Regions from separate parts of the Mus musculus genome. Here regions 2 and 3 are each linked to region 1. A link is a loop called in an ENCODE intact Hi-C map of the cell type or tissue named here. Cell type or tissue: heart. All regions are shown on one strand. Each heading gives the region's core, and the rest is flanking DNA. Links, peaks and the distances in the headings are about the cores only.

What was found. Peaks named below come from ENCODE experiments on the same cell type or tissue, not always from the same donor. Only the 100,000 strongest peaks of a DNase experiment are listed, where the experiment ranks them.
Region 2: a loop joins it to region 1, with 12 times the contacts of the local background. A loop is called at or near these places in 11 of 42 quality-filtered maps.
Region 3: a loop joins it to region 1, with 9 times the contacts of the local background. A loop is called at or near these places in 2 of 42 quality-filtered maps.

Annotation. Positions count from the first base shown.
Region 1 is chrX:151,112,848-151,123,195 of GRCm38, forward strand. No RefSeq gene overlaps it. Among named protein-coding and RNA genes, the nearest start is that of Tsr2, 21 kb to the left of the region's middle. In heart, for the core only: CTCF peaks have their summits at 4,140 and 4,776; no DNase peak of the experiment used is centred there.
Region 2 is chrX:150,704,193-150,714,540 of GRCm38, forward strand. It overlaps Gm33991 (a long non-coding RNA gene), which reads left to right and starts at 6,382. Exons shown (of 3, transcript XR_387093.1): 1 at 6,382-6,466; 2 at 7,119-7,311; 3 at 7,786-8,214. It also overlaps the pseudogene Gm15131. In heart, for the core only: a CTCF peak has its summit at 5,432; no DNase peak of the experiment used is centred there.
Region 3 is chrX:150,807,059-150,817,406 of GRCm38, forward strand. Maged2 (melanoma antigen, family D, 2) reads right to left here and starts at 7,287. Exons shown (of 13, transcript NM_030700.3): 1 at 7,171-7,287; 2 at 5,613-5,679; 3 at 4,765-5,256; 4 at 3,816-4,124; 5 at 3,623-3,686; 6 at 3,286-3,365; 7 at 2,645-2,739; 8 at 2,189-2,268; 9 at 2,052-2,094; 10 at 1,663-1,725; 11 at 514-628; 12 at 1-123. The coding sequence starts at 5,657. It overlaps Gm24907 (a small nucleolar RNA gene), which reads right to left and starts at 928; the gene lies at 801-928. In heart, for the core only: no CTCF peak of the experiment used is centred there; DNase peaks (open chromatin) are centred at 6,033 and 6,613; H3K4me3 peaks cover 2,777 bases; H3K27ac peaks cover 1,882 bases.

The DNA.
Region 1 (10,348 bases), core at 1,016-9,015:
GTCTATGCAATGAGATTCCACCTGAGCAGCACCATGACAAAGTTCAAACACATGTTAGCTAGGTCCTCTGTGCAGGATCTTATCACAATTTTATATATGGCCCAGGATACAATCTTATGTGGCTTGTGGGTCTTCTGTCAAGCTCACATAATTGTTAATAGGGGTTGGTGCTTTGTGGTTGTAGAGACAACACCCTCAAATCCTTGGAGCTGTCTTTCTTTTCTCTCTTTTCTTTTCTTTTTCCAAGACAGGGTCTCTCTGTGTCACTCTGGGTATCCTGGAACTCGCTCTGTAGACCAGGCTGGCCTTGAGCTCAGAGATTCACCTGCCTCTGCCCCCCCCCCCCCGAGTGCTGGGATTAAACCTGTGCACCCCCCACTGTCTGACCTGTAAGCTGACCTTAATATCACCCTCTCCAGGAGGAAATGTGACTTAAACAAGAACATTTTTTCCCATAGGACAGGTAAGTCAACTAGAAGAGTAGGAAATGATTAGAGTGGTATACTTGGACTTGAAATTTGAAGACTTGGTCCATTTTACTGAGAATGAGAGGTCAGAACTCACCGCAGCAGTGAGAGGCTGAGTTAGCCAGAAGGTAAGTTTACATATGAGGAAGGTGAGTCTAAGAGTGCAGGATGGTGTATGAGACATCTATACCTAAGGCTTAAACATCCAGAAGAGTCCTGTAAACTCTCAACTGGAGCCCTCACACAGATCCTGAGCTACAGCTCCAGCTCCACAGACCGAGACCCAAACTGAACTTAGAAGAAAGTGCACACAAGCCCAAGTGAACTGCCAGGGAAAGGCTAGGTGCCCCCCCCCCCCCGCCCCATCAGAGTTCTGTTTTTTGTTTGATTTTTATTTTTAGTTTATGTAGGAGAGTACACAGTCGCTATATTAAGACACACAAGAAGAGGGCATCAGATCCTATTACAGATGGTTCTGAGTCATCATGTGGTTGCTGGGAATTGAACTCAGGACCTTTGGTAGAGCAGTCAGTGCTCTTAACCACTGAGCCATCTTTCCAGCCCCAGAGTTCTTTTCCCTATAAAAATTCATGAGCCTAGGGATCCCATCACACTTTACCTTGAGAGCAGACTGTGCTATTTAGTGAGACACTATCTCAAAAAGCAGGGCACTTTTCTTCTGTTTAACCTAGGTTCTGCCTAGAGCACACACATCCTCTGGTTTGGACACCCTTATGTTATGCATAAACCATACGGCCAGACACAACATCCATGACAGCATACATTGTATAAATGAACACTATGAGGTAAATCTCTGCCGACTCCCAGATAAATAATTTCTAGGGACCAATATCTCCCTTTCTATGAGCCCCAGCTTTTTCAATGGATAATCAGGGCACATTCACACAAATATTACAGGGCTGCTGTGAGGATTAACCAAGAAATTCTAATTAAAATAAAAAGTTATAAGTATGGTATTGAGGCTGGGCTAAACTTCTGTCAATTTTCACAGAGTGATTTTGAGGGGACACTTTCTCAGATTAATATTTAAAATTCCAATGAATGATGTATTAGCAATTCAACCCCTTTTTATTTTTTAATTTTTAATTTTTTTTTGATACAGGGTTTCTCTGTGTAGTCCTGGCTGTCCTGGAACTCACTCTGTAGACCAGGCTGGCCTCAAACTCAGAAATTCGCCTGCCTCTGCATCCCAAGTGCTGGGATTAAAGGCGTGTGCCACCACGCCCGGCTCAACCCCCCTTTTTAAATGTATAGGTGGGCCCTATTAAATTGTGACAGGATATGGAATAATAAGCCTATTGTAAACTAACATTTGAGGGAACATATTTTTTTCATTATATTTGATATCAAGAAATATATGAAGCCTTCGAGAAAAAGCCATGTAAATAAAATGTTTGCCACTCTATGAACAATGGAGAGGTGTTGCTTCCTCCCCTCTAGAAACTGACCTAGATGGAAACCCCAAAAGAACAATAGCTCTTGCCTAGGAGAAGCCAAAGCTTAAAAGTTCCTGGAATTTCTAACTGTTGGGTCTTACCTATAATGGTATCCATGAACTATGAATTTCAGATGAGGGTTTTAATCAAAGATTAATATTTATAGAGAAAAGTGTGTTTCATTTCTATTTATTGAAATAAGAACTTTCTGAAAGAATCATATCAATGGTAACAATCTGCTACAGCCTGATATTTTGAAGTTAGAAGATCTACTTTCTGGTAAGAAGTTGAGACAAAAACTCTAATCACCTTTTAAATATATCTCTTTCAAGCCTTCAGTAAACTATTGTATTTTTAATGTTAAATGTTTTGAACACATACTTTCAATAACTTAAACAGTAAATGGGAATACTGTTGTTTGTCCATTTTTTCTGTTATCTTCAATATATGACAGTATTATGTTTGAAAACCCATTTTATTAAACAAACTCACACATTCCAGTCTGGCCTCAAATCTGCTATGTAGGAATAATCTCTTGTGCACTCTGTTCATTTTTAAGGCAGGGTCTTATGTAGCCCATTTGCTATGTAGCCAAAGATAACCTTGAGTTCCTAATCTTCCTGCCTCTCCTTGTCAATTATTGGGAGACATGTGCTATCAAGTTATCAAGTGGGGTTTTTGTTGTTGTTGTTGTTATTTTGTTTTGTTTGTTTTTCAAGACATGGTTTCCACCTCCCAAGACAGGGTCTCACTCTGTAGCCCAGGTTGGTCTGAAGCTGATTATTAGACCAGGTAGGCCTTGAACTCCCAGAAATCCTGCCACCATCTCTCATGAAGTTGGATCACAAGTGTAAGCCACTAAACATGGCTATTTGCTGTTTGGGGACAGATAGACAGCCAAATGTGTGCACTAAACACACACACATGTACACATAGGCACACAACCACAAACACACATACACACACACCATGCTGGGCATTGAACCCAGAACCTCAGTTACAATAGGCAAGTACTTTGTCATGAAGCTATGCCATAAGAGAAAGAGTGTAGGAGAAATGGGAGGAGCAATGCCCAGCATGGCATTTGTGTGTGTGTGTGTCTCTGTGTGTATGTTTTGAACGGAAATCACCCCTTCCCTTTTCTTCCAGAATGGAGAATGAAAGGGAATACTGAAGAATGTGGTTTCCAGGTTGCTGTAGTTGGATGAAGGTATACTAGCTATTGTTCACTTCTGTTTTATTCAAAGGATAATCTACAGACCAGTATCACCTGGGAGCTTTGTAGGCCCAAAGGCTCTCAAGCCCTACTGACTTGGAACTAGGTTATAATAAGACCCCAATGTGATTTGTATGGGCATTAGAATTTGGGAAATGCACTACCTTAATCTAAATTGAGCTGACTTGGGGCCTGTGTACATTTTTTAATTTAATTTAATTTAATTTAATTTAATTTAATTTAATTTTACTAGAGGGCAGGATACCACAGTTGACAGCCCCAAATCATATCCAATGGGAAGATATTGTCATTTGTATAACCCTATAAGGTCTGGGTGTAAATCAATGGTAGAGCACCTGCCTATCGTGCACAAAGCCCTGGGGTCCATCCTCAGGACCAGGGAGTAAAACCATCTTCCAACAGAGATAGGGGTTTGCACACACAATTCCAGAATTCAAGGGGGTAGGGGTAGGAGGACCTCTGGTTCTGGGTCAGCCTGTGGGAGACAGTAGAATCCTGTCTTTAAAAAAAAACAAAACAAAAAGAAAACAAAACAAAAACAAAACCCTAAACTAAACTGCCCACAACATGATTTCTGTTATCAAAAGAATAGTTAATGAATCCTGAGAGACCAAGTACAACATAAATGTCCACTAGAGCCTGGATCTTCTTTGGGGAAATTAGGTTTGGAAGATTTTTTTTTTTTTGAATGAAGAATCAAAAACACCAGCAATAACAGAAATCTGCTATAGAAATGTCCTTAGGGGGAACCAAATTCTTTTCCGCAAGAAGAGGAATTTCAGAATTTGAAAGAGAATGCCTGGGGAAATCGTGGGGAAAGGGGAGAATGGGAGTTTATGACAGACAAACCCCGCCTCAGTCTGAACCCAGGGCCACAGAGCAAGTACTGTCTTTGAGGAGTATTTAAGTATATAGTAGGAAAAGTGGCCAGATAGGCCCGCAGCGGCAGATGGAAGCTGACTAGTGGTCAATAGCGACACGTTGTGGCAATGACATACACTGACAGTCATGGCAGTAGAACATCCTTCAGTCCCCACCCCTTTGTATCTGAGCAGCCTCCTTTGCTGTGTGTATCAATTCCTGGATAAGCTAGAGGAAGCAAACATCCAAGAGCACGGTAATGGACAACTTGTTGGTGAATAAAAGTCCAAACCTACAGTGGTTTTCATTTAATTGGAGAAATACAAAATCATGAATACTTCAACTTCTAAAGTTGAAGTTTGTTCATATAACCACATATCCATGCTATTGTTAGTTGTCTTTTCCTAACCAGAATAAACAGAGAGGACAGGGACTCAGTTCATCTTACTTCTGCCTGCCGTCCCAGAACATAATGCGTGGTAGACGGTCAATAAATGCTTTGATTTTGCTTGCTTTTTAAATTTGCAGTTTCATTTTATGTGTATGGACAGATGTTTTGCCTGCATGAAGCCCAGATTGGCCTGGAACTGGTGGCAATCTTCCTGCTGAGATTATAGGCACGAGCCACCACCAATTAAAACAAATGTGTGTGAAATTAATGTGATAGGGACTTCAATATTCAAAGATGTAAGCCTCCATAATTGAACAAATCCAAAAGTAGCCCTTCTTTACTGCAGTAACAGTCCTTTTCCACTGGGGGCTTCCCTGAGCTGCCACCAACAGTGGCCAGGGCTGTCTCCCAGCTTTTGCTCTTTTTCAGTGATCCTCTCCTCCATCCAATACCATTTTCTACTTTTCTGTAATACCATTTTCCTAAACCCCTCACTTCCTGTAATGCCACCATCGCCATTCCTAACAATTCCTTATCAGATCCAGTATTCCTTAAATCTTTCTGCAAAGGGAAGTCCCTCCAAAAGTGACCGCTATTTTCCTCTTAATTAATTAATTTATTTATTTTGGTTTTTTGAGACAGGGTTTCTCTGTATAGCCCTGGCTGTCCTGGAACTCACTCTGTAGACCAGGCTGGCCTCCCTAATGCTAGGATTAAAGACATGTACCACCTTCTGGGATGCCTCAGGATATGGTGTCTTCAGGAGAGCAGACTAGCTAGCAGTCTGTCCCAGCAGAAAGGACTGAGCCTGGATTATTCACTCTTTAGGTTCAAGTTTTCCCTCTAGCATCTTCTGCTCTAGGGCTGAATTTATAGATAGATATTGCTTAAATTTGGTTTTATCATGGAATATCTGTTTTTTCCACCTATATTAATTTGGAGTTTTGCTGGGTATAGTACTATGTCTAGCCTGGCATCTTAGTCTTTTAGAGTCTACAGCACATCTGTCCAGACCCTTTGGCTTTATTGAGTCTTTATTGAGAAGTTGGGTATAATTCTAATAGGCCTGCCTTTATATGCTACTTAGTCTATTTCCCTTGCAACTTTCAATATTATTTCTTTGTTCTGTATTTTTGGTATTTTGATTATTATGTACCAAGGGGACTTTCTTTTTTGGTCCAGTCTATTTGGTGTTCTATATGCTTCTTATATGTTGATAGGCATTTTCTTCTTTAGGTTGGAGAACTTTTCTCCTATGATTTTGTTGAAAACATTTTCTGGGCCTTTGATCTGAGCTTCTTCTATTCAATATAGTACTCGAAGTGCTAGCTAGAACAATAAGACAATGAAAAGAGTCAAGGGGATACAAATTGGCAAAAAAAGAAAGGTATCACTATTTGCAGATGATATGATAGTATACATTAGCAACCCCAAAAATTCTACCAGAGAACTTCTCCAGCTGATAAACAACTTCAGCAAAGTGATTGGATATAAAATTAACTCAATCCCAGCACTTGGGAGGCAGAGGCAGGTGGGTTTCTGAGTTTAAGGCCAGCCTAGTCTAAAGAGTGAGTTCCAGGACAGCCAGGGCTACACAGAGAAATCCTGTCTCGACCCCTCCCCCCAAAAATAAATAAATAAAATTAACTCAAATAAAACAGTAGCCTTCCTTTATACAAAGGATAAACAGGCTGAGAAAGATATTAGAGAAACAACTCCCTTCACAATAGCCACAAATAGTATAAAATATCTTGAGTAACTCTAGCCAAACAAGTGAAAGTTCTGTATGACAATAACTTCAAGTCTCTCAAGAAAAAAATTGAAGAAGATCTCAGAAAATGGAGAGATCTCCCATGCTCATGGATTGGAAGAATTAACATAGTAAAAATGGCCATCCTACTAAAGGCAATTTATAGATTCAATGCAATCCCAATCAAAATTCCAGCACAATTCTTCAAAGACATGGAAAGAGCACTTCTCAAATTCATCTGGAAAGGGAAAAAACCCAGAATAGCGAAAACAATTCTTAACAATAAAAGAAAGGCGGGGGGGGGGGATCACCATCCCTGACCTCAAACTATACTACAGAGTAATAGTGATAAAAACTGCATGGTATTGGGACAGGGACAGACACGTTGATCAGTGGAATAGAATTGAAGACACAGAAATAAAACCACACACTTACACACATTGATATTTGACAAAAAAAGCCAAAAATATACAGTGGAAAAAAAGAAAGCATCTTCAATAAATGGTGCTGGTCTAACTGGCTGTCTATATGTAGAAAAATGAAAATAGAACCATATTTGTCACCTTGCACAAAGCTCAAGTCCAAATGGATCAAGGACGTCAACATAAAACCAGATACACTGAATCTAATAGAAGAGAAAGTGGGAAAGAGCCTTGAACTCATTGGCACAGGGAGAAATTACTAAATAGAGCTACAGTGACTCACACTCTAAGATCAAAAATTGATAAATGGGACCACATGAAAGTGGAACGCTTCTGTAACGCAAAGAATATAGTTAATAAGACAAATCAGCAACCTACAGATTCAGAAAAAAAATCAGATGTGGGGTTACCACATCTGATAGAGAGGTCTGATATCCAAAATATATAAAGAACTCAAGAAGCTAACCACCAAAAACCCAAACAACTCAATCAAAAAATGGGGTATAGAACTAAACCAAGATTTCCCAACAGAGGAATCTCTAGTGGCTGAGAAGCACCTAAAGAAATGTTCAAAGTCCTTAGTAATCAGAGAAAAGCAAATCAAAACGACCCTGAGATTCCACCTTACACCAATCAGAATGGCTAAGATCAAAACCACAGGTGACAACACATGTTGGAGAGGATGTGGAGAAAGAGGAGCACTCCTCAATTCTTGTGGGATTGCAAACTGGTACAACCACTCTGGAAATCAATCTGTAGATTCCTCAGAAAATTGGAAATAGATCTACCTGAAGACCCAGCTATAGCACTCTTGGAAATATACACAAAAGATGCCCCACCATGCCACAGGAGCACAAGTTCTACTGTGTTCATAGTGGCCTTATCTGTGATAGCCAGAAGCTGAAAACAACCCAGATGTTCTGAAACAGAAGAATGGATACAGAAAATGTTTTGGTTTTTTGTTTTGTTTTGTTTTGTTTTTTTGTTTTTTACACAATGGGATACTACTTAGCTATTAAGAACGAGGATATCCTGAGTTTTGCAGGCAAATAGGAGGAACTAGAAAATATCATCCTGAGTAAGGTAACTTAGACCCAAAAGGACATGTATGATATGTACTCACTAATACATGGATATTAGTCAAAAAAAAAAAAAAAAAGGTACAGAATACCCAAGATACAGTCCACAGAACTCAACATAGTTCAACAAGCTGAAGTGCCCAAGTGAGGATGCCTCAGTCCCACTTGGGAGGGAGAAGCAGGGGTTGGGGGAAGGGAGGGAGGAACCCGGAAGGAAAAGGGGATGGGGTATGTGAAGAGGGTAACATGATCAGGTATTGGGTGGGGGGTAACAAGACTGAAGCCCGGAGTATTCAGCCAATGAGCTTCCCTTCCTAGGCATTCCTTCTCAAAAAAGGTATTTAATCCTTGGTTCATCCTGAATGAGGTGTATATTCACATCCACCTTCAAATACAGCAGTTTGAACAAGTAAGGGCCATCTATCTCTTCATCAAAGGTTAAGAGCCACGTCTAAATCTCCAGGAGAGGGCCTTCTCTCTTGCAGCCCCTCTGAACTCTCAGCACTCACTAGGAAGGAAACCAAGTTCCACTTCCATCCTGGGCTCTGTCTTCCCCTTCTTGCCAGGTGTGTGGATGCCCTTAGGGTAAGCATGGACCAGGGATCCTGCTTGGTTCACAACTTCCAGCAGTTTGCCTGCAGTGCTGGGAACCACAGCAATCGTCCCATACTCCAAATTCTGCTTTTTCCCACTTCAGGAAACAGGGACTGAAGACCACCATTATGGACTGAATTTTGCCTCCCCTGAATGGTATTCTAGCATCATTCCAGGCACCCCAGCAGCAGGCAGGATGCAGCCTGGCATTAACTAAAATTATAAACCAAGGAACCTAAAAGATATGTATAGAACATTTCACCCAAATGCAAAAGAATATACTTTCTTCTCAGAACCTCACAGAACTTTCTCAAAAATTGACCATATGCTTATACACAAAGCAAGCATGAACAGGTAAAAGAAATTGAGGTAACTCGCTGTATCCTATCTGACTACCATGCATTAAAGCTGAATATCAACAACAGAGGGCTTACAAAGTCATGGAACCTGAACAACTCTCCACTGGATTAAAAAAAATGGGTCAAGACAGAAATTAAGAAAAAAAATTAAGGACTTTCTAGAATTGAATGAAAATGAATAGACAATATACACAATCTTATAGGGAGACACAATGAAGGCAGGTCTAAGGGGCAAGTTCATAGTACTAAGTACCTACATAAAATAATTCGAGAAATCTCATACTAGTAACTTAACAGGACACCTGAAAGCTCTAGAACAAAAAGAAAAAAATTACACTCATAAGGAGTAGATGGCAAGAAATACTCAAACTCAGGACTAAAAATCAATAAAATATGAACAAAAAACAAACAAAATACAAAGATTTAATATAATAAAGAGTTGGTTCTTTAAGAGAATCAGTAAGATTGGCAATCTTTAACCACATGAACAAAAGGCAGAGAGAATATCCAAATTAACAAAATCAGAAACAAAAAAGGGGGAGACAAAAAAATCCATAGAATCATAAGGACATACTTTTTTGGGTCTTAATAACATTTAATTAAAACAGTTGTCAGCAATAATAGAAAAAAATAAGTGGGACTCCATCAAATAAAAAGATCAAAACAGCCAGGCAGTGGTGGTTCATGCCTTTAATTCCAGCACTTGGGAGGCAGAGACAGGCAAATTTCTGAGTTCGAGGCCACCCTAGTCTACAGAGTGAGTTCCAGGACAGCCAGGGCTATACAGAGAAACCCTGTCTCAAAAAAAAAAGAAAAAGAACAAAAATCAAAACAGCAAAGGAAACAGTAAAAACAAATGTCAAATTTACACAATCTTGGACAATATTTATAAATATTGTCTGTATTACAGTGGCTAGGTTTAGACATAAAAAGATGTAAATCTGTCTTGAGTCATCAAGATAGTCCAAGATGACAATGTACTGAACAAGGAGCAGAAAGACAAAAACAGTGTGCCATTCTTGGCTGGTAGTCTTGGGTTCTATAAGAAAGCAAGCTGAGCAAGCCCCAGGAAGCAAGCCAGTAATACATCCCTCCATGGCCTCTGCATCAGCTCCTGCTTCCTGATCTGCTTGAGCTCCAGTCCTGACTTCCTTTGGTGAAGAACAGCCGTGAGGAAAATGTAAGCTGAATAAACCCTTTCCTCCCCAATTTGTTTCTTGGTCATGATGTTTGTGCAAGAATAGAAACCCTGACTAAGCAGGGTGGTGGTGGCACACACCTTTAATCTCAGCACTTGGGAGGCAGAGGCAGGTGGATTTCTGAGTTCAAAGCCAGCCTGGTTTACAAAGTGAATTCCAGGACAGCCAGGGCTACACAGAGAAACCCTGTCTTGAAAACAAAACAAAACAAAACAAAAAACTAAAAATGTTAAGACAATTAAGAAAGAAATTGAAAAATATATCAGGAAATGGAAAGATCTCCTATGCTCATAGAGTGGCAGGATTAATAAAGTAAAATGGCCATCCTACCAAAGCAATCTACAGATTAAATGTAATTCCCATCAAAATTCCAATTCAGTTCTTCACAGATCTTGAAATGATAATCTCAAGCTTCACATGGAAACATGCACACACACTCTTAAGCGCGCGCGCGCGCGCGCGCGCGCACACACACACACACACACACACACACACACACCAATACAAAGCAAAAACAAATAAACAAAAAACA
Region 2 (10,348 bases), core at 1,036-9,035, 410 kb before region 1:
GAAGAAGTCATGTACAATTTCCTCCCTTATTACCTACCTCCCATTTTCTCCCCTTGTTCTTAAAGGAACTTCTGTTCTTTGTTCAGACTAGAGGCCGATCTCTGAGCTAATCCTCCCACCATCTTCGTATTCTCTGTCCAAAAAATAACCGTTCCTTCATTGTGGCTGTCAGTTTTGTTATTAAGTCCATGATTTTGTGTGAGAGAGATAATGTAATTTGGATTGAAAATTAATACCATTGCTAACTCTTTCCCCTTGGACTGTGATGTACCTCCCTACTGTCTTAAATTTCTAGGCTATCCTAATGTATTTTACTATGTGACTGGGCTGGGGTAGCTAAGGTAGGCACTCAGTGCTGTATCTATCCCTATAGTGCTATTAGAATTGTGGATGACCCCCATTTGGAACATCCCTTAGAAGCAAGAGAAGTGTTACACATACTTAACACATCTCTTCCTGCAATTCATTTAACAGCATTAGTTCATTTAGCAGTACTTGAACATGCATTGGCCCCAGAGGACCTACTTAAAGATTACATCATTCCATTGTACAATGTGAGTCAGTTCCGAATGTAGTTAAAGTCATTTTCCCAGCAAGCCCATAAGATTAGTTCAACACCACAGTAGCTTTTTTTCTCAATTTCCAAAAGATCTGATAAAGTTTGTTTGTTTGTTTGTTTGTTTGTTTTTATGTGTATGAGTGTTTTTGCTAGAATGTCTGTCTGTGAACTATCACATGTATGCCTTTTGCCTTAGAGATCGGGAGATTATTGGCAATTATGAGAGGCTATGAGGGTGCCAGGAATTGAACCCAGGTCCTCTGCAAGAACAACTAGTTTTCTTAACTAATGAGCCTCTAGACCCAAAGATGAAAAGTTTTGACAACATGCTTATAAAATCCCCAACAGCCTCTGACTAGAGTGTCCTGGTCTTTCTTGAAGGGGTAGGATCCAGGTAAAGACTACATTGAGATCAGGGACTGAGCATCAGTGTTAAGAGCACAGGCCTCAGTGTGAGCTTCTCCTTCCTTCTCCTTCCTCTTGATTTTTCTCCCATTTGCCTACAGCAATTGCAAAGGCTGGCCACAGACACCTCTACTGAATCTTTTAAAAATAACCTTACCATTTTTTAAACCCTTTCATGACCTGACAATGAGGTAGACTTTTTCTCATGAAAAAATTAGAAATATATCTTTGAGACCCTCCTGTACAGTAGCCAAGTTCATAGAACCTCTAATTGGTTTTCTTCTTTGTCCCAAGGTACCTTTTCCTAGTCCTGTATCCAAGCTCCCATTCTGGAAGCTTGTTTCCCCGAAGTTAATTTTCTAGAGGCCATCTCAGGAGCACAGGAGAAGATATTAGTATCCCTTCTAGCCTGGTGCTGCCAACTTAACCACAAACAAACAAAAGACCCAGGCCCTGTGTGGCTGTCTTGTCCTTTGACAGCACATGTTCTCTATTACAAACCCAGGCTGGCTAGGGCAATAACCCTTCTAAGTGAGATTCAAGCATCCTTGCTTGGGTCTTCCTTCTTGTTTAGCTTCTTTGGGTCTGTGGAGTGTAGCATGGTACCTTTATTTTATGGTTAATATCCACTTATAAGTGAATACATACCATGCATGTCTTCTGGGAACTGGGTTACCTCACTCAGGATCATATTCTCAAGTTCCATCCATTTGCCTGCAAAATCCCTGGTGTCTTTGTTTGTAATAGCTGAATATTATTTCCTTCTGTAGATGTACCACATTTTCTTTATCCATTCTTCAGTTGAGGGACATCTAGGTTGTTTCTAGTTTCTGGCTACTACAAATAAGGCTGCTATGAACATAGTCAAGTAAGTTTTTGAGATATTGGAGCATATGTTGGTTACATGCCCAGGAGTGGCATAACTGGGTCCTGAGGTAGAGCATAAGAGACAGATGGAGGGAGGAAACTGGAAAGGAGGGGGAGTGGGGAGGGGAATGGGGGATTCAGGATCAGATATGGGGAAGGACAGGAGTGACAACATGCTTATAAAGGCTAAAGGCTACACTCAGCCAACTGAGACCAAAGATTTTGAGTTTGGGGACAAACTGGGCTGTATAGTAAGATTTAACTAGTAGAAAGATATGCACCTTAAGTATAGCTCTATAATTTAGCAGGTGCTAGGAGCCTATAGAGTTCCTCTTTCCCACTTTCGGCAATTGTTGGGCAAAGCCAGGAAAGGAAAGGCTAACTGAGCTGTTTGTCCAGAGGGGATTAGTTGCACATAGTATGGATGCCCTGAGCTGTCCTGATATGATTGGCTGGTGGTCCCTTGTCCCCACTCTCCCTCTCCCTCTGCAGAGCCTGAGGACTGGGTCAGTGGGGAGAAGAGAAAGGGAGAAGGCCAGCACACACCCACCCCACCTCTGAGGTTTAGTATCTGTTCAGGCCAGTGAGTCCAAGGCTGACTGGTCGCTGAGGCTACTCTGTGATGTTAAGTCTGGGGCCTCCTTTTTCTTTATTCAGAGGAAAACAAGAGATGGAAGGACAGTAGGGCAAAGTCTCTCCCATGGCACTCTGGCATCCTTTCACATAAGCAACTGCTTAAATTGTAGGTGTTTGAAACTCCTTATGAAGCTCAGACTGGACTCAATCCTATATAGCACACATATCTAACTTTATTTAATCCAATTCTTGGTTGTATAGCTGTGCTCCCCAAATACAAACTGATGGTAGGCCTTTGAGGAGCACAGAGCAAAGCCATTTCCCATCTTCTTTTCTTTCTTTTTGTCTTTTTTTTTTCTTTATGGGAAATTTCTTGCAACTCTCCAACCGCACATTACTTTTTCTTTTCAATGTCTTGCTCTGCAGCTTCCTTTGTCCTTTTTGCTCAGATACCAAAGAGTCAGGCATTGGCACGGGCCATTCGGAGACTGGCAAAGCCTTAAAGTTCTTCTCTTCTGTGATGACTCTGGCCTTTTCCTTTTTGTACACATTCTGGATGGGCATCACAGGTTCTGTCAGCTGGGTGGCCAGCTTAAGTTCTTCAGCAGAACTGTCTCCCTTCTTCAGAGCAGAAGGCTTCCTGGGGAAAGTATGAGCTTGGAGTGGTCGGTACTCCTTCAGCAGCTGCTCGTTGGCCTGCAGTGATTCAGTGGACTTGTTTTGCCTCCTTGGGTCCACAAAGATACCGATGGTGCAAGTCATTTTCTTGTGGATACCAGCCACCCTGAGTTCCTCCAGGCTGAAGCCCCTGCCAGCCTGGACCTTGGTGTTGTATCTAGCTGTAGGGCACCTCACCGTGGGCCTGATGGGGCCGAACGCGAGACAAGGGGCATTGCGACGCGCTTTCGCCTGTTGGGCCTTGTGCCTGCAGATCTAGCATGCGGGCTGGTTGAACCAAGTGTCCACTCGCTGCTGCCAATCCTTGTGGGAGTAGGGCTTCAGGATCATGTCATTCCGGCTGGGCGCCACGGCTGCCCAGGAGAACAGCAGAGCAGAAAGGCCCCATTTGCTTTTTTGACTCTCCTAAGAGGCTGTCCATGCTTGTACTAGTTTCTCATGCATTTCCTTTTTCTGATCATAGACTTCAACTTCCCCCTGGTTGCTTTCCCCCTGGTTGTAATAAGGTAAGGAACATCTGGCTTTACTCTCTTCAGAGTAAACTGTAACGAACAAAACTGTTTAGCTGAAGTATAGAATTGACTCCTCAGTACTGGGGTATGCCACAGTTTGTTTTGTCGTAATCTGACCTCTGGTGTGGTGATGTCATCCTTAATGTATGTGAATGAGCTAAAGAACTGTGAGGGACTGGCATGCTTTATAATGCTTCCATGTACTGCCCATATAATCAACAGCTTGAATCTGAAATGCCTCATTGTTCTAAAGATAAACACATATTTTGTGCTCTGTCTTCAGTACAATAATTTTAGTAGCATTCTCCATTAACCTTAGAAATCCTCCCCAAAGAGCCCAGTCCCATTCTAGGTCCTCAGCTAGCCTCCCCTCCCCCACCCCCCCCAGATCTTTTTCCTGGAACCACTTGCTTTCCTGGATGACCTCAGTGTCCATCCTTTGTCTCAGCCTTTCCCGAGGCCCCACATGCATGCCCTGAAATCTGTAAATCTCTGCTCCCAAAGCCTTACAGTCTCCAAATCCTCTCTTTTGCCTTCTTTGTCCCACTCTGATACATAGCTTTATTGGACATCTCCCTATTTAGAATGTCTTTTGCCTTTTCTATATCTCAGTCAGGATGTTGCTAGTGAAGAAAATAGCAATGTTAATTCTTGACTTCTGATTTTTAAAAGCCTTGATCTGCTAGTAAAGCATCCCCACCAAGGTCATTTTTATCCTGCCGGATGGCATTAAATTTCTTCAGTATGAGAATGGGATTTACATCATAATTTAGCCAAGAGGCCAATAAATATTTAGATTTTAAAAGATAAAAAGAAGGATGTATCAAGAAATAAATTAATTAAAATAGTTTAATCCTTACTAATTCTCAGCATAACAAAACAATCTTTCTATCTAGAAACTTTATCTTTCTATCTCTCTATCTCTAACTAGATAGAGAGATAGAAAGATACATAGATAGATTCATAGATACATAGATAGATATCAGGAAGTTTTAACTATAGAGAATGTTTATGTGTCACTATACACTCAGAAGAGAGAAATGATAAGCCTGGTAAAACATAGGCCAAGATGTAAAGCTTACATACTGGTCTGAAAATTAGAAAGAAAATATAATACTGTACCTACTCACCCCACCCCACCCCACCCCACCCATGGTATAGAGAACAAGTATCTGGCAAGGTTCCAAAATCCTGTTGCCTCATATTTTACAAGAGTAAAGAATTGTCTGTATAGGATTTAGGCAAATAATTCATGTTTCCTGTGGTTGAAAGCAGTGCACAAACAAGGGCATATTTCCTAGGAAAGGAAGTTTGAAGTCTATGACCAGAAAAGGGAAATGCATGAGAAACTAGTACAAGCAAATGAGCAAAAGCCACATAAGAAGAAAATATTTCAATGATGCCAGCACGGAATATTGGATCCCCCACTTCATACTTCCATGTAGCTGAAGAGGATCAAAGGGGAAGGGGGTCAATAAATAGACAAAATTAAGTGTGTACCACCCAATGTGATAGTAAAAGAAAGAGTCACTGTTAGAAAGAAGGTAAAGTACAACTTAACAATTCAACGTGATGGCTTTGATTTTTTTTACTGCTGGTAATTAAGTTCAGATATATTTTACATATTTTACATGTTTACATCTGTCATTGAAGCATCCTCCCATAGTATTTTTTCCCTTTAAGAGACTATTAAATATCTCCAGTATAAGAAGGGGGATCTAAATTTACTCCGTATTCAGCACTTCACATTTTCCATAAATGGAAAAGCCCAACAGTCATAGTTAACTAATCACCGCTGCCTCAGAGAAAAATAAGACTCTGCCAGCCACCTGGTGGCAGTATACTCTGCTTCGTTTCGAGGGAAGAAATGCTTCCTTCTACTTGCCATGCTGTTTCATGGTCTTCTACTGTAGTATTCGTCTCCATATACTATCTTTTATGACTAGAACCATCCCTGCAGAGCCACACCCTTCAAAAGAAAGTGGAGGCCTCATTCTTGTTCTATCTCACCCCAAATATATGTTTCCCTCCTGTGGCCTTTTTATTTCCTTATCTATGGTTTCTCAGCTTCAGAGCAGCTAGAATTTCTCCCTTGTATTCTATTACATTAATGTTGCTGTCTTAATGTCACCCAGGGCAATTATTTTTGTTCCTTATTTCCCCATATTTTCCTTCTGAAAAACTATTAGCTCATCCACGACATGAAGTAAAGTCTAACTAATGCTGATGTTTCCAAATTAGAAGGAAGAGACCAAATAAAGCTCAGGGATTGTTCAGGAACATGTTTTCGTGGCTATGTAAAGAAAAATCAATGTCCTTTATTTTACACACACACACACACACACACACACACACACACACACACACACACACACACACAAGCTTCATCCACAAAGGTTAATTCAATTCTCCTTTTATTTTGGCTAGATGTGCTCTGTTTTGCTATCACAAACTGTAAATATCTACAAATGTATGTTACTGCTTCCCATTCTAATGCTTTTGGTGGTAGGAATTTGTTATTATTCCTTCAGAAAATGAAGCATATTGACAACATTGGCAACATACTCCATCCAATTCAGTCATCTGAAGCCTCAATTTTACCTTGTTTAGTACACATATGCCTTTATATGTTTTTTTTTTCATGTCAAATATTCCATTTACTTTGAATCTAGAGACCTTAGCCAAGTATGGGAGTTGGCTTTACTCATGTAACCAGGGAACAGAGAAAAGATGTTCATTCCGGAGCCCATTTTCTTGGTATTTTCCCAGGTCTTCTCACCTGCACATCTCCAATGATGGACCTTAAAGTTTTCCAAGATTCATCATTTGGTGAAAGCCACGAGCATCAAAGTAGTGAATGGTAGATGTTGTAAGTACAGGCTTCTTCCAGTCTTATTAGATGGGTGCCAGTCAGCTTTACCTGTACGCAGTGGTGGTTAAAGTGAGGGCAAAGGGAGGACTCAGTAGACACAAAAGACCAGGAAAGGGAATGTGGAATGAAGGAAATGTTAATATGGAGGTAGACTGGAGCAAGATGCATGGTGGGGGAACATAGACAGCAATATACTAGACATTTCTAAAAGAGTGAAGAAAGAATTTTGAAAAGTTGTTTTTTTTGTTTTGGTTTTGGTTTTGTTGTTGTTGTTGTTGTTGTTTGAGACAGGGTTTCTCTGTGTAGTTCTGGCTGTCCTGGAGCTCACTTTGTAGACCAGGCTGGCCTCGAACTCAGAAATCCGCCTGCCTCTGCCTCCCGAGTGCTGGGATTAAAGGCGTGCACCACCACCCCGGGCTTTATACTGAGGAAATGGTAAATGTTTGAAGATGTAGATAGTATCAAAGAATGTGTGCATATTGAAATATTAGGTGAGGTCCTGTTAATGAGTATAACTTTTATGTTGCTGTGTATAGGTTTTTATGAAGTCAGATATACAGGGAGGAAGAGGAATAATGTATGAGATGGTGAGATGTTGATCTGTGACCATTGCCTGTTGCCTCCCATGTCCTCCATGCCCACATCATAGTGGATGGTGAAGTCGGCCATGATGCCTGAGCTGGAGAAGACAGACTGGTCTGGCAGCATTGGGGAGAAGATGATATGGACACAGGTCTCTCCCCTCTGTATCCTGGTGTGGATGGGCGCAAGTCACCCTCACCTGTATGGGCATGCATGTGGCACGGAGAGCTCAGCAGAGAGAACAGCCATGAATGGAGACAGTAAGAACTTCCGGGCAATGTGTGGGGAGGGTGAGACCTGGAGCCCCTGGCACTCCGGGCTGCCCCAGTTGCCTAGCTTGCCATTCCTGCTGCTCACTGTCACTCTGTCCCAAGCCCCTTGGTCAGCTTCTGCCCTGCCCCCATCCATCACACCCTGCCTGCCAGACCCAGTGCTCCCTCAGCCCCCAGCATCATGAGGTAGAGGGTCTGTTCTCCACTCACAACCTCTCCCTGCCTCACTTCCCACCCCAGCCAAGGCCTGTGTCTGAAGGACTCTCATGGCCCAGCTCCACGGGGAGCCATAGTCTCCTTCTCTTGAGACCAGTGAGGTGGGTGGGGAGGACAGAGACAGACACAGTGGCAGAGCTGGGCTCCTCTCCTCTCCTTTCTGCTGTGAGACAGGGCAGGCTAGTGGGGCTCTCCTCTGAGACACAACTTCTGGCCTTCCTTCCCTCTCTTCTCCCTACCACTCAGAATGGTGCCTCTGAATGAGCCTCTTCGACCCTCCTGAAATCACGGGCAACTTTTGGTTCCGGACATTTGCTCAACTAGTGTGAAGATCAACTCCTCTGGAATTTTAGTCCAAGACAAGTGTCCACTTAGAAATGTCCCAGAGCCTCCCTTTCTGCAGAAAATGAAGACATGGGAATTCAGCTCCCTCCTCCTTCCTGCTCCAGCTGTCAGGAAGCTTAGGGGCAAACTGAGCCCCTTGCTCTGAGGGCCTGGTCACATACATTCCCTGGGCTTCCTTCCTTCCAGGCCTCTTTGTTTTGTTTTATTCCTATAAGATAGTTACTGTCCTTAGCTTTTAAATCTTAATAAGAAGGATCTAAGGAGTTGCTATTTATAACTCTGCAAACGAAGAAAGAACAATAATTTGATATATTCTATCACCCAAACAAAGCCCCCAAGTGTCAAGATTAATGGAACAACAGGTTTGAAGATTGCAGGTATCAAGGAACAAAGGACAAGGATCCTCAAAAATGACCAACAAATGAGGGAAGTTCTATGATTTAAATAAGGAAACATTTCCTAATTAACTTTGTCCAAGAGTAAAGATAAATTATATCCACAGGAATAAAATGTATCAGCACCTAACTGTCAGGTTATCCAAAAATAAAAGAGTATATGAGAGATAATTAGAAGTATCAGTCAATGATAACGGGACCAGAACTGACTTGATACATTTAACATACAAGGACATCTCCTATAAGTCAGTAGCAAAACAAAATACTATAATTCTTAATGGGCTCAGGATTTGAAATGGCATTTCTTCAAAGAGAACATAGAAATGTGAAGAGATGCTCAAAATCACTACAGAGAAATGCAAAGTCAAACCATGAAACAGCACTTCATATTTGTCAGGATAGCCATTATCCAGAAACTGAAAGGCAAACAGCACTGCTTAAGACATTCAGAAACTGGGACCCTAGTTGTAATCTTTCAGTGGGGTTACAAAACGGTGTGGAATTGTTCTGTTTCCTCATTGCATATACAGTGTGACCAGCCCCCCTCACATTCCTGTTGCCATTTCTAGGGCTGTTGTCACAGGCCTGATGTTATGTAAAGCAAAAATACCCTTCATCCTTCATAACATAATAAAGGCAATATACAGCACTATAGCCAACATTCTTTTAAATGGAGAAAAACTCAAACAGCATTTCCACCCAAAACAAGAACAAGAAAGGATCTCCATCCACTATTTCCCTTTTTGTTTAATAAAGTGCTTGATGAGGTAGAACAACAAGACAAGATAAAGAGTGAAAAGGGTTAAAAGATGAAAGGGAGAAGTCAAAGGATTCTCATTCTCAGTGATTATTCTATAAGCAAAAGACCCTGAAAACTCCAGAAATCTCCCAGATGATTAACACAGTCAAAGAACTAGTAGGATATAAAGTGAACACACATTAATCAGTAGTCTCCCTAAACCAAAAAGACAAGTAGACTTCGAGGTCAGGGTGACAATCCTATTCACAATAGCTCCTCCCTCAAATGTTCCAGTAAGTCTAAGCAAGGAAGATAAAGGTTTATATGATGAAAACTTTACAACTCTGAAGAAGAAATAGAGATAAGTACTGAAAGACATAAAGGTATGATCATGGATTGGCAGGATTATATTGTGAAAATGGGAATCTATAGATTCAATGAAATCCTCACTAAAAGTCCAATGCAATTCTTCATAGAAATTTTTTTCTTTTCGATTTTTTATTAGGTATTTAGCTCATTTACATTTCCAATGCTATACCAAAAGTCCCCCATAGCCACCCACCCCCACTCCCCTACCAACCCACTCCCCCTTTTTGGCCCTGGCGTTCCCCTGTACTGGGGCATATAAAGTTTGCGTGTCCAATGGGCCTCTCTTTCCAGTGATGGCCGACTAGGCAATCTTTTGATACATATGCAGCTAGAGTCAAGAGCTCTGGGGTACTGGTTAGTTCATAATGTTGTTCCACCTATAGGGTTGCAGATCCCTTTAGCTCCTTGGGTACTTTCTCTAGCTCCTCCATTGGGAGCCCTGTGATCCATCCATTAGCTGACTGTGAGCATCCACTTCTGTGTTTGCTAGGCCCCGGCATAGTCTCACAAGAGACAGCTACATCTGGGTCTTTTCGATAAAATCTTGCTAGTGTATGCAATGGTGTCAGCATTTGGATGCTGATTATGGGGTGGATCCCTGGATATGGCAGTCTCTACATGGTCCATCCTTACATCTCAGCTCCAAACTTTGTCTCTGTAACTCCTTCCAAGGGTGTTTTGTTCCCACTTCTAAGGAGGGGCATAGTGTCCACACTCCAGTCTTCATTTTTCTTGAGTTTCATGTGTTTAGGAAATTGTATCTTATATCTTGGGTATCCTAGGTTTGGGGCTAATATCCACTTATCAGTGAGAACATATTGTGTGAGTTCCTTTGTGATTGTGTTACCTCACTCAGGATGATGCCCTCCAGGTCCATCCATTTGGCTAGGAATTTCATAAATTCATTCTTTTTAATAGCTGAGTAGTACTCCATTGTGTAGATGTACCACATTTTCTGTAT
Region 3 (10,348 bases), core at 1,126-9,125, 310 kb before region 1:
CATCTGAGCTCTAATCTCAGCCCTCGCCTTGGCTTCGGCAGCAGCCTCAGCTGCAGCCTTCAAATCTGCTTCCATTGCCTCTCGGTACTGAGCTGCCCATTCCTTGGGATCCTTCTTTTGCACCTGAAATGGAAGTAATAACCCTTAGAAGGTTCACTGAGAATTTAGTACCTACTGTCTGTAAGGCCATACTAAACACTGTATGTCATGTAACAGTACAGCTAGTACTACAAGCAATCCTGCACCAACCATTCGAACCCTTCTTCACCACTTAGCTGGATCCATGATTTGAATACATCACCCACCAACTTTTCTGAGGCTGTTTTCACATGGGTGGTACAAAAAACGCCTTATCAGGTGTAAGGATTAAATGATGTAGGTATCATGCTTGTCACACTGTTTGATAACTCAGAAGCTTTAAAATGTCCAGATATAAACTTCAGGACACTCTGAACATAGAATGCCCATCCCAGGGCACCCCATGACCTTCATGTGCCAAGTACATTCAATTACCTTACAAGCAAACTTGAGAACTTTCATCTTGCTGGTCTCATAGTAAGAGCGTAGGCCCCAGAAGAACTCGTACTCAGGAGGATTGCTATTGGGTACTCTGGCATAGTCCAGGTACCTTTAAAGAAAAGAATCAAAGTCTATTTATAGGGTCAGTTGTGAACCACTCATGAATGGACTAGTTAGGCTGAAAATGCATACATTCCCAACTAAATCCTTTAGCCCTTCCCCAAAATGGAACCGTATCCTTTTGGTCATGCCCAGAAGCCACATGGAAGAACTAGGGAGAAACGTGCAGGGCACTTGCTCACAGGGAGGACATGAGTGTTGTGCTCCTTGTTACATGGTGCCAGATTCCTGTTGGGTGTGTTGTAAACAGAGAGGCCTCTTTTCACCGTCCCTGCTCTGAGCACACCACACTGCCAGAATTTGGAAGGGGGGGACTAACCAGGCTCTGGCAAGATCTACCATTTAAAAAAAACAAAAACAAAAAACAAAAAAAAAGACTGTCAAGGTATTGTGGCTCATGCCTTCAATTCCAGCTCTCAGGAGGCTGAAACAGGATGACCAGGAGTTAAAAGTCATCCCAAATGAACAAGTCAGTACCCAGCATTGTCCTAGGCTGCCTAAGGATACCAGTCAAGGCCATTTTGATGGAATTTTTTGGCTTTTTTGAGACAGGGTGTGTGTGTGTGTGGGGGGGGGGATGTAGACTTGAAGGCTCTCCTGGAACTCATTCTGTAGACCAAGCTAGCCTTGAACTCAAAGACCAACCTGCCTCTGCCTCCTGATGATTAAAGGCAGGTGTCACCACCACCTGGCAGAAGTTAATTTTCATAAAGTACTACTTAGTGAAGTAAAAAAAAAAAAACATGTTCTAAACACAGTGTTTATTTGCCACCTGTGTAACCCAGAGCAAATGACTTTTCACTTCATTTAGACTATTTCTACATATGTACAAAGCTGTTAATAACCCCTCCCTCACAGAGGTGTTCTAAAACCACGTATGAAACAGAAATCTATGACTGCACCCAGAAAGAACCTGCCACTGGCCTATACACATGCACCCATGCAAACATATGCTTGGGGCACGTCCATTATCAAAATAGACAAAATGCAAGGTAGAGTCCAACAGCAGACAACGACACTTACTTCTGCTTCACAAACTCATCAGTAATGAGTTTCTTCACATCTCCAAAGAGTGAGTGATGAATCCTGGGAATATAGAAAGCTCAAATAAACAAATAAATATAATCAGATCTGGTACACTTCCCAGATGATGGCAGAGGCATTTAATTCCAAGACAGAAAAGAGATTTACAGCACAGAGAAAGCTCCATGGAAGCTCAAGAGATGGTTGAGAGAGTGAGCAGAGACAAGAGCCATTTCCCCATCCACACGGGTCAAAATCTTGGGCCCACTACCCAGCCCAGAATCCCCACCCCCAGCTCCACCAGACCACCAGGCTGATGCAATCCTGGGAGCGTCCTCTCTTGCCAAAAGACAACACGGACAGCAAGCGCTGAGAGAGCCCAATCATACCCAGGGCGCAGCCCCAACTTGCGCAGCACCTCCCAGATGACAGCTGCAAGAGGAGGCAAGAAGGAGACAAAGACAGAAATTGAGCATCTGGAATTCAGGCAACAGCTACCTATTCAACTGCATGCCCATCCACTCACCCTCACTGGACCGATTTCCATTCATGAAGATGATGCTAAGAAGCACCATGAGGAGGCCCAGCTTAGGTGAGTCCTTGGTCCTAAGATAAAGAAAGTTTACGTTCATGAGCCATCATCTGTAAAGCAGCTTGCTAGGCTGCCCTCTCCTAGATCCCTCAGATACAGAGAATTCAGCCTACTCTATGGTCCCAGCCTGACCTAAGGCAGGATGCATTCCCTCTTGAGCCAAGCTCTCTACACACCAAAATGCTACTCCTACATAGGGTTAGGACATGGAAGGATGCCTGTCAACCCAAGCAAGTCTAATACCACTACTACCCACAGGGATCCAGCGTGTGTGGGAGTGGGGACAGGGGTGTTTAGTCCTTCTTTCCTGAGCTTCTAATAGGCCATGGAGAGAGGGATGGATGGGTGGAAGCAGAGGCCCATTCCCACCCTAGCACTTTCCCGGCTTACGTTCCCAATATGCCTGCATCAGTTGGCTCTAAGGTACTGAGAAGAATATACAAGTGGTCATTCTTGTCAATTTCTTTCAATTGGATTCCAAATACCTATGGATAGGAAGAAAAACTTATAAAATCATAAAATTCAGCTTCCAGGGCTTCTGTAGTTTCTTTTATAGCTAAGGGTTTTCTGCACATGTGAATGTGTGTGTTTGTGTGTGTGTGTGTGTGTGTGTGTGTGTGTGTGTGTGTCTGTGTGTGTCTGTGTGTGAAAGAAAGTAATGGACTATTGTATATAAAGCACATAGTTATGTGCTATTTATACACATAACAAACATAGGGTGGTTATCCATAGCATCTTTGTAATCAGGGGGAATTTAGGGAGACAGAGGGGTGAGCATCTGCAACACATGAGATGGTGTATCCAGCAGCAGGCAGAAGCCAGGACTAAGCTGCACAGCTTTAGCACTAGCTGTGTTTCCACAGCTGACTTGCTGTGTGGTCAGTGGCTGCCCCTCCCTAGGCCACCATGTGCTCAACTCTACAGTGATGAGGATGCAGTAGGTCTCTGCTTTCCTCCAGGAGGGTGCTCATATGCCTTTCTTCTGTTTAAAGCTTCCCCAGTGCACCCATCCCCCAGGGCTGTCCCTTCACCTTCTCCAAGGAATAGCCTGCTCGTTCAATGATTTCAGGGTATACATCAGTATATTCTTTGATGATGTCCTTCAGCATATCTGCAAATGAGAGTGTTGCAAGCATCTGTGCTGTAGAGATACCAGGTAACCCTGATGCCCAATCAACAGACCCTTTGTTGTCCAAGCCATGGGTGGCAGAACCAAGTTGTGGGGGGGCTTTTCAATAGAGATCCCACTGTTAGGAGAACTTTGTGAAAAGGGACAGGCGCGTGAGAATGAAGGCTGTCCCCAGCACACTGGTGAGAAGACAAGAGAAGGCAGAGCTCAGGAGAGAGCACGTGTTTGTAGGACTCTACCTGAGCGTCTGATGGGAATCTTTGTCTGGTCTTTAGCCAACAGGTACTTCACCAAGTCATTTGCCTAGGAGAAAGAAAAATGATGAAAAGACCAAAACAAAAAAAAACAAAACACAGAAAACTCCAAAGCACAACAGAGAAGACATCAGGCAACACAATTGAAAAGGTGAGACGTAGAGGGTGGAGTCCATACCCTTCCTTGTAAAAGGGCCACATCTCTGGGTGGGGGTGCCTCAGGTTCCTGGGATGACTGTAGCTTCGCAGCTCTTCTTCGGGCCTTGCCTCTGCGAGCTCTAGGTGACCTCAGGGAGAGCAAAGCTCTCCGAGCCCAGGCAGCCAACCGAGTCCTTGATGCCCTGCGGGCCCAAAAGGCTATGGGTCCCCTTGAAGCTCTGCGAGCCATGGAGGCCATTAGGGCCTTTGAGACCCTTCGACCACCTGTGGCTTCTGAAGCCTGACTCTGGTCACTGTTGCCATCCTCTTCTCCATCCGGGTGTTTCCCCTGCATCGAAAGAGGGGAAGGTCAATATCAGCAAGTGGTGCAGGTGGCTCTTTCTCTTAACTCAGTCTCTTCTGGAAAGCACACCCAACGCTGTCTCTTCTAGGATACATCCCCACAACCCTGCCCTTGTAGTAAGACTCTGCCTCACTGGACACTAGCCATCCTGAGTCATGGGCTTATCACTGACTACCAGTTGGGAATTTCCTCCCTGAGTGGATCAGGAACAAGTCAGAAATAAGGCCTGAGGCTTTCGTCTTCCCACATCCACCCCTGACCTGACTCTGCTTCTAGCACCATTGACGAGCCAGTCCTCTTTCTTTCTGGGCATCAGTTTCCTGCCATACAGAATGGTACCATAAGGAGTTACTTTCAGATATGAGACTACACATGTGAATAAGCCTACCTCAAGGTCTATAGTGTACAGCTACTCTGTACATATAAAAAGCTGCATTCCAGTCAGCATGAAGCTATGTATATGCCTGCCTCATCTCCCCACCAGCCTGTGAGCTCTGTGGATACAAGAACTGTGACACACTCCTGTTAGTGTGCGCTGGGTCTTTCAGGAACACAGGAATTGTTTTAATTTTGGCAGACAAATGAACAAGAAGATTGTGGAGAAGCAAGGATGGGTATGTCTTACCTTTTGGGTATTCTTGGCTTTGACCTTGGGCCGAGTATCCTGGTTCTCCTGAACCTGGACAGCTGTACCCTCAGGCTCTGGTTCATCTGTCCCAGCCTGAGAGGCAGGAGCCTCAGTCTCCGGAGCCTTTGTATTGACCTTTGGATCGGTACCACAGCTGACCTTTTTGGTCGGGGTTGTAGGCATTGTCATAGCCTGCAGGTCAGACTTCTGCGTCTTGGTGTCAGCTGCTGGACTCTTGTTTTCAGTTGCCAGAACTTGGGTCTCACTCAGCTGTGTGGTAGGTGAGGCCTGGGTGGCAGCTGCCTCAGACGCCTCTGGGGCCTTTGAGACCTCTGTCGCCTTTGGGTTCCCAGAGGCTTTTGGAGCCTTTGCAGCCTCTGAAACCTCTGGTGCCTTTTCTGCCTTTGGTGTTTCTGAGACCTCCAAGTTCTGGGTCACGGTCAACAGGTCCTGCATCACGGAGCCGCTGTCCTTTTCTGAAGCTTTGCCCTGCAAGGGAAAGCAAGGAAGTTCACTGACCTTCTTCCCACCCCTCAACAAGGCAAATGGTCCCAAAATTAGGTGGCTACACTTCTCTGACCTGTAAAGACTCTTACCTGTGGTGTGCTCTGACCACCCCAGCCTAAACAGGCTTCCCAGTTAAAAAGTAATGACAGAACCAAGGGCCCGCCCACCCTCTCTCCCTTCCTCTTGGCCTCCCCTCCACTGGGGAGAGGGGATGCACCCAGGCAAAGAAGTGGGTGGAGAATGACAAGGATGGGAGGAGAAGCTCCAAGGATTTAGGGCAGCAAAAGGGGCTTGAAAGGCAAGCAGCAAGAAAGGGGGGGGGGGGGTATCGGTCTTACCTGAGAGCGAGCTGGATCTGCACCACTCTCGCTTGTGTCAGACATGTCTCAAGTTCACCTAGCAAAGCTGAGTTCAAAGAGAAGGCCTGGGTCAAGTGGAGAGCCCGCTGAACGTCGTATCCCTTGTTCTGCCTAGAAGCTGATCCTCACCTTCTTTAGGGCCCCAAAGCCCAGCCCCTCCCGGAGCCCCAACCAGTAGGTGCTCAGATACAGAAATTCTGTCTCTAGGTCTCAGTTCTCTGCAGCCGCACCCTCCCCTCCTCCAGGAAGATGTGCCAGCGCGGCAGCTCTGAGGACCCCGCCCCCTTTTCCCAGCGCACCCCCCCCCAGCCGCAGGCTTAGAGTGCGCATGCGCGTCTTCTGCAGCGCCCTTTCAACCCCGCCTGCTTTCCCAGTACAAACCCGTTCTTTGAAGTCCACCGTGCACATGCGCATTCAGCAGCTGGCCCAGTCTCTGCGAGCCCTTCTCAACACGCCCCTTTCTAGCTATACATAAAGCGCATGCGCAATGTCCACGGTCTCAGTCCAGCACCCAACTCCTATACACGCCCCTCTCCAGGTCCGCAATGCTGTTCAGCCCCGCCCCCTCCCCAACAAACCTTCCATCCAAATTGTCGCAGTGTCTGGTGGTCCTAGCCCCTCCCCTACTCACAACCACCCTATCAATTTCACAGAGCCTCCAGGTCCCGCCCTTTATCCTAACACGCCCCCCTCCAAACGGTAAAACCCAAATTGGTTTGGCTCCTTCCCTGTAACACCCCCTCCTCAACTCAGGATTGAACTAGTGATTCCATCTTAGGCCCAGCCAAACGGGGTCCAGTCCCCTCCCTTCCTAGCTGGATGGATTCGGTAAGATTTGGCTCTTAAGGCAGGTTTTCTCCAGATCCCAGAGGGTGGGGCCGACCCCTAGCAGGCTCTCATCCAAAGCTGGGGCCCATGACTTACCTCGTCCTCCTACAATTCCCGAGTGTGTCCACTCTCTCCAAGCCCCTCCGAAACTCAGATACTGCCCTCCCCACTAAAGGCCGGAAGTGGTCCCGCCCCTTTCCGCCTCCCTAGGGGGCCTCCGTCCCAGCCCGTCTGCCCCTCCCCCCTCAACACTCCTTATTCCCCCCCTCCCTATTCCCTTGCCTAACTCCGGACTCCCTATTTCCCATCGCATTTCCTATTTACTCTACAGAAATCTCTTCCCATTCCTTACATCCTTCTCTGTGTTACCTATGCAACCCCCCTCCCCAGTGTCCCTTAACCCTTCTCTGCATCCCCTATTCTTGTCCCTGGATCTCGCCTTCCCCTTCTTATTTCCCCATATTCTTCCTTCTCCTCCAAGCATGCACAGTTCCCCTTTTTCTCCCCTCCACCTCTGCCAGTCTCTGCTGTCCAGTTCATATACAGCTTACTACTTTCTTGGTCGTTCTCATTCTCACACCGCATCAAATGCAGCACTTCTGCTCCAGCTATAGTGGTCAAATAAGAATTGCCCACCTGCCCAGCTATAGGTTTCAGGTAGTTAGAACCACTGTCTGCTCACCAGGAAAGCCCAATGTTGTTCCCTCACCTTGTCCTCCAGTGAGTCTGGGATGCGTGTGCCTGCTCCTCTCAGTCCCTCTCGAAGTCTCAGCCTCCTGGACTAGAGCTGCAGACAGCCCAGCCCAGCCCAGCCCCTTTCCGCAGCCCCCTACCCCCCGCCCCCTTCCTCGGGGGTGGGGCAATGGGGCCCTGCTCAATGCTGTCTGACGCCAAAGCCCATGTTTATGCCTCTGTACCAGGTTCGGTCTGAAGCCCTTCCAACCCAAACTGCCCCCACGAAAACGATTCATTCATTGAAATTATTTATTTTATATCGTTATTTTTCTTACTACAAAAGTAGTGTGTTGTCATGTGAAAACCAGAGAAATGCAGAAATATGTAACAGAAAATTAAAAGCTATCTTTAATCTCCTTCCTCAGAAATACTCATGACATTGAGTACTTTGATAGACATTCCTCCATTAATTTTTTAATTTGTAGTCTGATTATGTGCACTTTCTCCCTACACCGGCTATACTAGTTACCTACTGTTCTGTAACTGCTTTTTTTCAAGTTATATATTCAAACCTCTTTCCCTTAGCATATGTTTTTTTAGAAATGTATAATGTTTTCTTGTATAACTGTCCTATAATTTATTTACTTAGTTCAGCTTCGTGTACTTTCTGGGTTGTTTCCCCCTTTTCGAACTATTACAAACAATGCTACAAGGACCATCCTGGTGTCTATATTGGACTGTTTTGTTGTTTTATTATGTTTTGCTGATTCAATTCATTTGAAAAAACTACCATTTTCAGCGTAAGTTAACTGTACAAAGTAATGACTTTTATTATGGCATTGACAGATTCACCCTCAATAACGTTTTTCACTAGTTTGAAATGGCACTTCTGTTGCCTGATAAATTCACATAAACAACTGGGTGTCTTCATGAGAACAAGATAAAATGTAAAGACAAAGAGAAGTAGACAAAATATCATTAGCAATAGAGCAGGTGAATGCAGACCCAGAAAAAGCTTATTATAAACTATAATTCACGGTAGTTATAGAAATAAAATTCAAGATCTTTCTTATACACAAATAGTCAGAAGTCTGCTTCTTGAGGTCACCTTTGCCCATACTGGACAAATGAAAGATAGCCAATCCTTATGGCTTTATGGACAATTTGATTCACATACATTTTCACACATCATCAAGGCGGGTTTATATATTCGTTTCATTTCCTATAAACTGTTACTTCCCCCAAGTTTGTAATGTCACCCTTCTACTTTCTTATCTCCTAGGCTCTCTCTGCTGAGCACAAATGAATAGTCTCTCATTTTCTTCCAATTCTGGTGCCCCAAATTCCTATCCTATCCAACTTATGGAAAACTTCCAATACCAAGAAAATAAAGTTCTCAAACCTGAGGGTCCTGAGGGTCTATGAAAGCACCCTACAGCTGGTCACCACATAGATGTTGTAGGTGTGTGTTTTAGAAGATCTTAGGTGTTGTATGGGGATTAAGTGTCTTCTTGGAACTAGAGAGCATAGCTATGACCTTGGTAGTCATCCAAACAAGCAGTGCTTGTGGTTTGGCCTAGAGTGTTAGCAGGGGAGATAGTGAGGAGATTGGTGGGGGCGGGGTGGACTGCTAGGACTTGATGAGTAATTGGATTGTGGAGGGGTGGATTGGAAGGAGGAACATAGTCAAATATTGGCATCTTTCTTTAACAGATAGTGCAGATAGTGACCCTTTCAGTGAGTCATGGAATAATGGAGTTAAAAAGGAAAAGAACATTGATTTTATGGCACTGGTGGTACATCCAGGTAGAAATGTCAAATTGGCAGTTGGATAAGCCTGTCTGAGAATCAAGAAAAAGGTCCGAGTAGAGGGTATCAATCTAGAAATTGGCACTTGTATACTTTAGGGTAGTAGTGCAGTAAATAACAAGAACTTAATTCCTGACAACTTTGCTGAATTTCCTTTAATGAGAAACATGTATGCCTCATTCAGCCATTGTATTTTCGAGTCTACACTGTGCCCCAGTTTCCTGGTGGTTCTCAGTGTCATATTGGTATTCATGACAGTGAGTGGATTTTCAAGAAACACCTATCTCTATTTGCCAACCTTTTTCTTCTGAAAATTATATCTAGTTGCCCATATACCAGTTAAACAACACACTTTACTATCAGAAGATGTGTTCTCTCACCTAGGAACTTCTTCCCATGAAACTGCTTTCTGTGTGCTCTGTTAACAATTTCTAACATTTAGAACTCCATGTTGATTCACTTGTGGTCTCTGGAGGAACAGAATTAGAACCTTGCATACTATTGAATTTAATGAAGTAAGCTCAATTCATGTTCATCAGCCGGGCAATGCCCTTCCTCTCTTTTACTTCCTTCCTAACACAATGGCATAAATATCCTTATCTTAGGACCTTGAGAGGCAACCTTATCTGAAGAGAAAAACCAATTAGTTAAAAAAATCTTTACTGTTTGACTAAGGAAAATTTCTTTCATTTTCTTCTTATGAACTGTAGAATCTTTTGATCATCAGCATTAGTCTACAGAATCTGAAAAGCCCAAGTCATTATGCCCTAGGCCTGTTTGCAATGACCATAGACAATCAGGAAAAAAATAACAAAACAAAACAAAACAAAAAAACCGGGGATTATGGTCAGCGGGCACATGCTCTTCCCATAGAGCCTGATGGTCTGAGTTTGAGCCCAGAGTCCCATATGGTGGAAAGGCAGAATGGATGGTAGAAAGTTGTCTTCTGACTTCCAAATGTGCACCACAGTGTGTGTGTTTGTGTGTGTGCGCGCGCACGTGGGCCGCACACACATGCACATGTATGCACACCAACACACAATGTGTAATAAAAAAAATTTTTAAATAAAAGAGAAAGTTCCTGTGATTACATAGGTCCCACATACCAGCATAGGGAAAACATGAAAAGCTGAATTACCTTTAGATGTTTCAATTAAGGAAATAAAGAACCCTGGCTAAATACTGCTTAGCATAGAACGCCTGGATGAAACTGGCTTATGCAGGGGTAATTATATTACAGGACACCTGAAGCTGAAAGAGGGTGTGCAGAATATCCTTACCACCAATCCTGCCTAGCAAAACCTTCTTCCCCTAAATTCAGAGAAGGTTCTGGAAAGAGTGGCAAAAAAAAAGAAAGAAAGAAAAAGAAAAAGAAAAAAGAAAGAGTCCTTCCAGAGCTACTT